Regions from separate parts of the Mus musculus genome. Here region 1 is linked to region 2. Evidence: chromatin loops called from intact Hi-C (ENCODE). Cell type or tissue: left cerebral cortex. All regions are shown on one strand. Each heading gives the region's core, and the rest is flanking DNA. Links, peaks and the distances in the headings are about the cores only.

Region 1 (5,387 bases), core at 120-5,119, 49 kb after region 2:
TGGTAAATCCCATGCTTCAGCTTCCAGATTGTTGTATGGAATCAACATGTGTCATATGTCTGGCTCCCTCTTTCTCTTAAGGGACCACATATGTATCAGAATCTTAAGGATCTCTACGACTCATGACTTTTTCTTCTTCATCTCAGGGTACAAATCCACTAAATATCTTGCACATTTAATGTTGCCTAGGCAGTAGCATCTTTGGGGAATTGAGGTAGCAAAAATTGCATATGGCCACCAGGCTTTAATTTGACTATCTACAGATTCTACCTATAAAAAAGTGAGCAGTTATTTATTGAAATGTTTGTGAAGAGTTAGTAACATATAGCTGGGCTTTCTTGTTGTAAGGCACGTGAGATTTAAATAATTTCTCTGTTTCAATAGGATCCTGAAGAGGAGGCAAATATCATTGTATTTTCTCAAGGTATCTGATAATGTCACAGAGGAATCTGTTTTGGTCCATGAACCCTGGACCCTGATAAAGGACATCAATGGATACTCTGAAGTATTTTGGGGGGATGTTTTATAGGGATTTGGAGAAGACTGGTCATAGGCCTATATGGATATAACAGCTTTCCCCTGGGATACTTACAGAGCATTGGCTATATACCAATAGTGAATAAAGCACATTAAATATAGTATCTAATGTGGTAAGATTTTATATCAGTTTCTGTTCATGCACAACCTAGGCATGCAAAAAGCCTGTCCATTAGAGCAAAATAGCCATTGGATATTATTTCTGGGAGAATTTGTTCTGCTGTTATAGCTCTGGAATAATTGTGCTACTGTTCTCCATAAAAGCAACATTGCCAATTTTCTTTTATGTTAGAGTTCTGCCCCTTTGTCTTTCTCTTTTGTTTTTGTTTGTTTGTTTGTTTGTTTTGTTTTGTTTTGTTTTGTTTTATCTATTAGAACATAGACCATGGTAGTTGGCATAGAAAGTGAGCCAAGAAAATACTTGTGATGGAATTCTAGAACTAGATATCTCAAGAGATCTGATCACATTCAAGAACAGTGACAACACCTGATATATCCTGAATTGAATCTATTATGACATATTTCTGAAATATAGGTGTGAAAGACAGGCTGAATACTGGGTCATCCTGGAACATTGGAACCTAAACAGTATGAGTCAGAGGTGACTCTCTTCTCTCTCTCTGTCTCTGTCTCTGTCTCTGTCTCTCTCTTTATGGTTTTAGAGCTTTATTGTAGAAAGGCAGGGGAAAAGAGAGAAGGTAGAAAGAGGGAGAGAGGCTGGCCATGGCCATGTAGAGAGAGGGGAAGGAGAGAGAGTGAAGGAGGGCTAGAGAGTAAGAAAGGTCAGAGTTTAAAGAGCCAGAGGTGACTCTTAAGGGCTTGAAATTTGCTGGGCTTTGCAAACTGTTTTGAAGGCTTTAAACAAAACAAAAATTCAATGTCCAACTACTAAGCTAAGGCTTTGATAGCCAGTGGGTTTCTGGGTTAGCATTGAAACATCTTTTATAGTCTTATGGCAAAGCACATCAAAAAGAAAGCCAAGGATTGGATCATAAAAATAGGAGGTAAATGGAGAATCAATATGTAATTTGAAAATTCATTATTTGCCAGAGTAAAGTCCCTTATAAGGATTAATGGCTCTTGGAGATTAGGGATAGATAGATAGAAGCTGTCTCTACATTAAGCAAAGGCACAAGCAGAAGCCCCTTCCAACCCATCATTTCCAGCAGCACATCTCTAGAATACCTGGAGTACAGATCTTAGCCCCATAGTGTTGGAGCGCTACAAAGACAGTCTTTAACCAAAGCACTTAGCCTTGAAACTGTGGCCATCATTGGGTTACTTACTGTGACACCTAGAACTAAGAGAAGAGTGTGTCTACAGTGCTCAGATCCTGAGATGTTCTTTGGCAATTCAGTGTCTGATGATAACTGAACAGAAAATCACAGCAGTGATGCACTAACAGGGTAGAGCAAGTATGAAGGCAGACTCAGATATGAAGGTCTAGAAAACTTACTAGGTGAGCAGCTGAGTTCTGCAGAACTATTGGATGAGCAAAACAACAGAACTAGATGAAGAATTGGATCACAGAGTCTACTTATGGTCTTGACAGCACAATGCTACTGCTCAGTTCACGAGTCCCACATAAATAAGCTTTAGGATAAGAACTGTAGCTAGTCTTCACCTGGAAATTACAGCAACAAAATGGATTCAGTGAAGGACATTAAACAGTCTGAACAGGGAAACAGCCTGGGTTGTAGCAGCTGCCACTTTTAGTCTCACCTGTGGTGGCAGGTAGTTCCAGACATAAAGCTTCTCTCGACTTGCTCATCCACACATAAGCACTGCTTATGTCAATAAGCGTGCTTCATAGCTTTCAGAAACGCCCACAGGACTGGTTTTGTACTTCGGAACAAGCAGCCTGAAACAGATACCCTTGGTGGTGACCTTCAAGCAATGGGAGGAAAGTGTGAATGGAAAAAGGCCCCTGAGTGATGAGAATTGCTTAGAAGGATTCTGCTCTCTTCTCAGCAGTTCTGCATGAACTGCGCCCAACTGCCTTCAGCAGCAGAAGGAAAGATATTCGCTCATATTAGCTTCTCTCCTTTCTCAGTCATTCTGCCCTGTCTCTCTCTAATTTCTGGTTTTCAAGATCATCTCTCAGACAAATTACCTGCCCTGGAGACTCTTCGCAGGCTCTGCTTTTAGTGGAAACTAAAGTAAAACACCCAATTTCACTTTCTCCCTGACACCCCCACTGCTTTGACAAATGTAGCCACTCCTGCTTGAAGGGTAGACAGGTTGCAAAAAAAGAGAAAGAATATTTATTATTTAGAACACCTGGGGTATGAGTCTGGCTTAGCTGCCAGGTTGCAGATTTCTCCTGCTTAGCAGAATCTCACCATAAAACTTGGATGCCTAAAATCTACCATCACAGCCAGACAAGTCGTTGCTATGGGAATTTTTAATGTTCACTGAGATGACATATTTTTAGAAAAAAAATCCACCTGGGAGCAAACTTGAAAGCATTGGAAGGAGTATACCTCACAGACCTATAATTTTTCACCTTTCAGAGACCCGTACCCAGCTCCTGCCATCATTAATACAGCTCTAGGAGCATTTCAAGTTGTCCCTGGTGAGCTGTCTGCTGCTAGTTCTAATCACCACCTCCTAAGAAACATGAAGTGCAAGAGTGTCTAAAAGCTTAGATCAATGAGTCATGAAGAAGCTAAATGGAACGCCTAGACTCTGGAGCATGGTGCAGCATGGGAATGTTGACTTGTGTTCACTGATGCACAGCAGAGGGAATAACATTTAGCATTTAGCGGTTCTTAGCTATAAAACACTGAAGAGTGTGTGTGTGTGTGTGTGTGTGTGTGTGTGTGTGTGTGTATTCTACAGCCAGTCATTGATGTATGTGATCTTACCCTTATTTTAAAAAAAAAGATATAACATAGTTTTTAAAATGTATTCTTCTCTCATATATTACATCTCAAATGCAGTTTCCCCTCCTCTTCTCCTATCAGTTCCTCCCCTTACCTCTCCTCTCCCTCAGAGCTGTTCTCCCTCTGCCTTGTCTTTCTCTTCAGAAAAGGGCAGGCCTCCCAGGGATAGCAACCAAACATGGCATATGGAGCTGCAATAAAATTAGGCACTTCTACTACTACTGTTAGAAGTCCTACAAGAAGACCAAAGGACACAACTGTAACATATATGCAGATTCCCTGATTATCACTTCAGTCTCTGTGAGCCCTATGAGTTCTGATTAGTTATTCTGTGGGGGATTTGTGTGTGTGTGTGTGTGTGTGTGTGTGTGTGTGTGTGTTATCCTGGCCCATTGTGGCTCCTGTAATCTTTCCTCACAGTTAACTGTCTTCTGTAATGTTTCCCCAACTTCAACTAATGTTTGTCATTGGTTGTCTGTATCTGCTCCTATCATTTGCTAGATGAAACCTCACTGTTAGGCTCTTGTCTACTAACATAGCAGAATATCATTAGAAATCACTTCAGTGGATTTTTTTTTCCCCAATCACATTTAGTTCTAGCCTAGATCTCTGGGCTGTTCAGCCTCTGGTTCCTGATTCTCTAAGCAGTGTCAGGGGAGGGGCGCTCACTCATAAAATGGGTCTCAAGATGGACCAGTCATTGGCTCAACGGTCTCACAATTTCTTTGCCACCTTTACCCCAGAACATCTTGAAGATAGGATAAATTGTAGGTTAAAGATTTTGTGACTGGGTTGACATCCCAAACCCTCCACTGGAAGGCTTACCTGGTTATAGGAGACTGCCGGTTTAGGCTCCAGGAGCCATCATTTCTAGGAGTCTTAGCTACAGTCACTTTTGTAGATTTCTAGTAGATTCCATTGTACTTGATTTCCACCTTGACCCTGAAATGCCCCCCCCCCCCACATTCCAGTACTCTCTAGCTCCATTCTACCCCATCCTGACCTATGCTGTTCTCATTGTCACCTGCCCTCAGTTAAACAGCAATGCTTATTATATTTCCCTTTTCCAGGGAGATCCGTGCATACTCCCTTGAGCCCTCCTTGCTACTTAGCTGCTCTGCATTTGTGGATTGTAGCATGATAATCCTTTACAGTTAATATCACTTCACAAGTGAGTACATGTACATACCATGTTTGCTTTCATGGGTCTGGTTACTTCACTCAGTATAATTTTTTCTAGTTCCACCCATTTTCCTGAACATTTCATGACATTCTTTTTTAAGCAACTGAGTAGTACTCCATTGGGTAAATGTACTACATTTTCTTTGTCCATTCTTTAGTAAAGGAATACAAGTTGTTTCCAGTTTCAGTCAATTGCAAACAAAGCTACTATGAACATAGTTGAGCAAGTTTCCATTTGATATGGTGGAATGTGGTTTGGGTATATACTGAGGACTGGTATAACTTAGCTGGTTCTTAATGTATATCAATTCTCAATTTTCTGAGAAACTGCCATGTAAATTTCAAAAGTGATTGTCCAGTATTTGTTCTGTGAATTCCTTTTACCTTTGTAGTCATTTCCTTCTAAAGGTTAGGAAATTTTTCTTCTATGACTTTGTTAAAAATATTTTTCTGGGCCTTTGAACTGGGGTACTTCCCTTTCAACTCCTACAGTTATTAGTATTTTTTAAATAGAAACCCAGAACTCTTTGATGGCCCTGGCTGTTGTGGATTATGTTCTTAAACTGGCCTCTAGGCATCTGGGTTTCAGATAATTATAGTTTTAGGTGCCAATTTCTAAGTTTATTTTTGTCAAATGGGTGTTATCTTCCTTAGTTTCTCTTTCCTCCATGGTCTTCTGGCCTGAGTGGTCTGTGGTTCTGGTGGCTGGTGAGTCCTCTGGTCCAGCAGGATCTTCTGCTGGGATTTTAGTGGCCTGCATGACCTCTGGGGGTGTGGGATTCT
Region 2 (5,387 bases), core at 201-5,200:
GGAAAAAGTTAATAAATGAAGAAGGTGGGATAGATATATAGGAGTGATGTAAATTTTAATTGACTTCTGTCATTCTGCTATGGAGTAATTTCTCAACCTTATTTTGAGGGACTATTTGTTATAAGTGAGGGTTTCTTGGACATCATATCTCCATATGTAAGAGTTATCCTGTATAGAAACAGGCAGTAGGAGAAGGAAGAAACTATGTCCAATCCAGTAGAGTTAAGCATGGCTGTTGAGGTAAAACCTTGTTCTTCCAGAACCAAGATGGTTGATTTGCATGTCCTCTGAAACTTAAAGGAGCAGGATTCTATTGGGGTTGATATATAGGAAGGAAAGTTATCTTGAGATGGGGGAGTAAGGGCTTAAAGTGAAATAGCTGAATTCAACGAGGAAGACCCTTAAACTTAGTGACTGTGAAGGTTACAATAATTACCTTGACTGGCCCTGACATTCAAGTAAAGAGATGAGGGGCACTGATCTGCAGGGAAATGAAGAACCCAATTCCCAGCGTTGATTGGAGATATACAGGGATCAGCAAATGGCAGACGTATGCAAGGGTCAGAAAAGGTCCAATGGAGGGAGCAGAGATGATAGCTTAACTTGGTGAGTAGGTTATCAGGGAGGGGAGGGTTTCAGGTAAAGACCAGGGGTCAGAAGAAGTTGACCTTATATGAACTCAGTACATGAGATGAACAGATTGCTTTGGGAGAGGCTATAGCCTGAGAAGGGTCCAGGACAAGAGCTTTACCAAATTGAGATATTCTTGTTCCAGTTTGACAAGGGAGTTTTTAAAGGAGCAGTTAGCTTTTTCTATCTTTCCTGAGGACTGGGGATGCTATGGTATATGGAAAATCCAAGAGATACTGAGGGCTTTGGATAGGATTTGGGAAGTAAGTGGTGGATTCAGGACTACTGTCTGACTGGAAGGAGGCAGGGATTCCAAAGCAGGGAACACTCTGCCAGAGAAGGAGGTTGAAGATTGTCTGATTTTTTTTTTAAATGACTACACCTACCCTGAGAAAAGTACACCTTGGCCAGGACGTGCCTATGCATGTGAGCAACATTAAGTTGCCAGTAGGTTCCAGGAAGTGAGCCTCTGGAATAAATATGATTATTTTTTATTGGATATTTTATTTATTTACATTTCAAATGCGATCTCTCTTCCCATTTTCTCCTCTGCAAGCCCCCCTACCCTATTTCTCCTTCCCCTGCTTCTTTGAGGGTGCTCCTGCACCCACTTACCCACTCCCACTTCCTGGCCCTGGCATTCCCATACACTGGGGCATCTAGCCTTCACAGGACCAATGGCCTTTTCTCCCATTGATGCCAGATAAGGCCATCCTCTGCTACATATACAGCTAGAGCCATGATTCCCTCCATGTGTACTATTTGGTTAGTGGTTTAGTCTCTGAGAACACTGGGGAGTATGGCTGATTTAAACTGTTGTTCTTCCTATGGGGTTGCAAATCCCTTCAGATCCTTCAGTCCTTTCCCTAACTCCTCCTCCCTGTATTCAGTTGGTGCAAGCATCCACATCTGTGTTTGTCAGGCTCTGACAGAGCCTCTCAGGAGACATCCATATCAGGCTCCTATCAGCAAGCACTTCTTGGTATTAGCAGTAGAGTCTTGCCTTAGTGGCTGCATATGGGAATGCAGGTGGGGAAGATTCTGAATGGCCTTTCCTTCAGTCTCTGCTCTAAACTTTGTCTCGGTATTTCATTTAGACAGGAACAATTTTGAGTTAAAAATTTGGAGATGAGTGGGTGGCCCCATCCCCCAACAAGATGCCTTGCCTAACCTCTGGATATGGTCTCTACAAGTTCTCCTTCCCCTTTGTTGGGCATTTCAGCGATTCTCATCCCTGTTGGGTCCTGGGAGCCTCCTACTTTCTTGGCATCAGAGACTTTCTGGTGGCTACCCCTAGTTCCCTGTGGGCTATGAGGTAGGGGAAAAAGGGGGGAGGGAGAGAGCCGATGTCCGGCCAGAGCTCCTGTGCTCTGGGCAGGCAGATGCAAGAGGGCTTCCAGAAGCTTTCCACTCAGCCCCAGGTGGATATCTGACTGTGTGAAGCCACTGGACCCCACTTGACAGGGGGTAGAGAAGGGGCATCCCCTTATACCAGGGGCCCCGGGGTGACACCCTCAGTCCCAGAGATATGGAAGAGAGGGCAGAGGGAGAGAGGTTCCCAAGCAGGTGAGAGTCCCTAGTCTGGGCCTTGACTGGAGCACAGGAAGGCCTTCCATCAGGAGATTAGAAATGGCTCATTAGAAGAAAGCCTATCTCATCGTTCAAGCACAGTGGGACTTGATGGACAGAGATAGTCTGTGGTTTTATAGCTTTATAGTAGAAAGGCAGGGGGAAAGAGAAAAGGTAGAAAGAGAGAGAGAGACTGGCCATGGCCAAGAGGAGAGAAAGGGGAAATGTGAGAGAAGAAAAGCTATGGGAAAGTATTTTTAAAAATCCTAAACCTGATAGGGGACTAATATCCAATATATACAAAGAGCTCAAGAAGCTGAACTCTAGAAATTCAAATAAGCCCATTAAAAATGGGGTACAGAGCTAAACAAAGAATTCTCAACTGAGGAATATTGAAGGGCTGAGAATCACTTGAAAAAAAATGTTTAACATCCTTCATCATCAGGGAAATGCAAATCAAAACAACCCTGACATTCCACCTCACACCAGTCAGAATGGCTAAGATCAAAAATTCAGGTGACAGCAGATGCTGGTGATGATGTGGAGAAAGAGGAACACTCCTCCATTGCTGGTGGGATTGCAAGCTTGTACAACCACTCTGGAAATCAGTCTGGCGGTTCCTCAGAAAACTTGACATAGTATTACGGGAGGATCCAGCAACACCTCTCCTGGACATATAACCAGAAGATGTTCTAACTGGTAATAAGGACACATGCTCCACTATGTTCATAGCAGTCTTATTCATAATAGCTAGAAATTGGAAAGAACCCAGATGTCCCTCAACAGAGGAATGGATACAGAAAGTGTGGTACATTTACACAATGGAGTACTACTCAGCTATTAAAGATAATGAATTTATGAAATTTTTGGGCAAATGGATGTATCTGGAGGATATCACCCTGAGTGAGGTAACCCAGTCACAAAAGAAGTCACTTGATATACACTCATTGATAAGTGAATATTAGCCCAAAACCTAGAATACTCAAGATACAATTTGCAAAACACAAGAAAATCAAGAAGGAAGACCAACACATGGATACTTCATTCTTCCTTAGAATAAGGAACAAAATACCCATGGGAGGAGTTACAGAGACAAAGCTTGGAGTTAAGACAAAAGAATAGACATTCCATAGACTGCCCTACCCAGGTATCCATCTCATAATCAGCCACCAAGCATAGACACTATTGCATATACCAGCAAGATTTTGATGAAAGGACCCTGATATAGCTGTCTCTTGTGAGGCTATGCCAGTACCTGGCAAATACAGAAGTGGATGCTCACAGTAATCTATAGGATGGAACACAGGACCCCCAATGGAGGAGCTAGAGAAAGTACCCAAGGAGCTAAAGGGGTCTGCAACCCTATAGGTGGAACAACAATATGAACTAACCAGCACCCCTGGAGCTCATGTCTTTAGCTGCATATGTAGGAGAAGATGGCCTAGTAGGCCATCATTGGGAAGAGGCCCCTTGGTCTTGCAAACTTTATATGCCCCAGTACAGGGGAACACCAGGGCCAAGAAGTGGGAGTGGGTGGATAGGGGAGCAGGGTGGGGGGAAGAGTATAGGGGACTTTTGGGATAGAATTTGAAATGTAAATGAAGAAAATATCTAATAAAATTTTTTTAAAAGAAGTTAGAGAAAGAGAGTGAGGAGAGAGTAAGAATAAGAGCGTGAGGAGGGGCCAAGCAGATCCTCTTATGGTGGGCTGTTATCTTGTTGCTAGGTAACTGAGAGAAGTTTAGCTTGAAGGTCAGAAGCTTGGGACATTGTCTATGTGACTACTAGCCATACTAGCCACAGCTTCTCCTGTGGGGGCTGTGGGGGTCTGTAACTTTGACAGGAGCCAGGAGTCCAGGAGACATGAGGGAATGCCTACTGTACCATGGAGGTGAATCATCACCACTGGGTACTGGGGTTCCACACCTCAGCTCAACAGGAGACCAGCCTGTCTGTGAATAGCCCATTGCCCCACAGTTCCTCATCCCCCATAGCTACACACCTCTGTTCAATTTCCTGACCCTCACTATATCATCCCTATATCCTCTCATACCTGATCCTGCCTCATTTTTCTCATCCCCCTCCTCTCTCCTGTCAAGTTCCTCCCACCCTCTATCTCCTCTAAGTATTTTTCCCCCTTCTAAGAAGGACTCAAGCATCCACACTTTGGTCTTCTTTCTACTTGAGGTTCATATGATCTGTCTATTGTATCATTGGTTTTCAGAGCTTTTGGGCTAATATCCACTTATCAGTGAGAACATACCGTGTGTGTGTGTGTGTGTGTGTGTGTGTGTGTGTGTGTGTATGTGTGTGTGTTTCTGACTGGGTTACCTGAGTCAGGATAATATTTTCTAGTTCCATTCATTTACCTAGGAATTTCATGAAGTCATTGTTTTGAATAGCTGAGGAGTACTCCATTGTTTAAATGTAAAATATTTTCTGTATCTCTCTGTTGAGGGACATCTGGGTTTTTTCCTGTTTCTGGCTAGTATAAATACGGCTGCTATGAACATATTGGAGCATGAGTTCTCATTATACTTTGGAGCATCTTTTGAGTATATGCTCAGGAGTGGTATAGCTAGGTCTTCAGGTAATACTATGCCCAAATTTCTGAGGAACCTCCAGACTGATTTCCAGAGTGGTTGTGCCAGCTTGCAATCCCACCAACAATGGAGGAGTGTTCCTCTTTCTCCACATCCTTGCCAGCATCTACTGTCACCTGAATTTTAGATCATCTTTGTCATTCTCACTGGTGTGAGATGGAATGGCAAGATCATTTTGATTTGCATTTCCCTGATGACTAAGGATGTTGACCATTCTTTTCAGTGCTTCTCATCCATTTTGTATTCCTCAGTTGAGAATTCTATGTTTAGCTCTGTAGCCTACACTCTTTAATGGGTTATTTGGTTTTCTGGAGTCTAACTTCTTGAGTTCTTTGTATATATTGGATATTAGCTCTCTATTGGATGTAGAATTGGTGAAAGTCTTTTCCCAATCTGTTGGTTGCCATTTTGTCCTATTGATAGTGTCCTTTGGCTTATAGAAGTGTTTCAATTTTATGAGGTCCCATTTGTATATTGTTAATCTTAGAGCATAAGCCGTTGTTGATCTATTGAGGAAAATCTCCCCTGTGCCCATGTGTTCAAGGCTCTTCCCCATTTCTTCTCTATTAGATACATTGTATCTGG

Evidence for each region. Peaks named below come from ENCODE experiments on the same cell type or tissue, not always from the same donor. Only the 100,000 strongest peaks of a DNase experiment are listed, where the experiment ranks them.
Region 1: a loop joins it to region 2, with 2.2 times the contacts of the local background. A loop is called at or near these places in 2 of 42 quality-filtered maps.

The regions. Positions count from the first base shown.
Region 1 is chr4:20,841,609-20,846,995 of GRCm38, forward strand. No RefSeq gene overlaps it. Among named protein-coding and RNA genes, the nearest start is that of Nkain3, 66 kb to the left of the region's middle. In left cerebral cortex, for the core only: no CTCF peak of the experiment used is centred there; DNase peaks (open chromatin) are centred at 2,750 and 3,177.
Region 2 is chr4:20,792,627-20,798,013 of GRCm38, forward strand. No RefSeq gene overlaps it. Among named protein-coding and RNA genes, the nearest start is that of Nkain3, 17 kb to the left of the region's middle. In left cerebral cortex, for the core only: no CTCF peak of the experiment used is centred there; no DNase peak of the experiment used is centred there.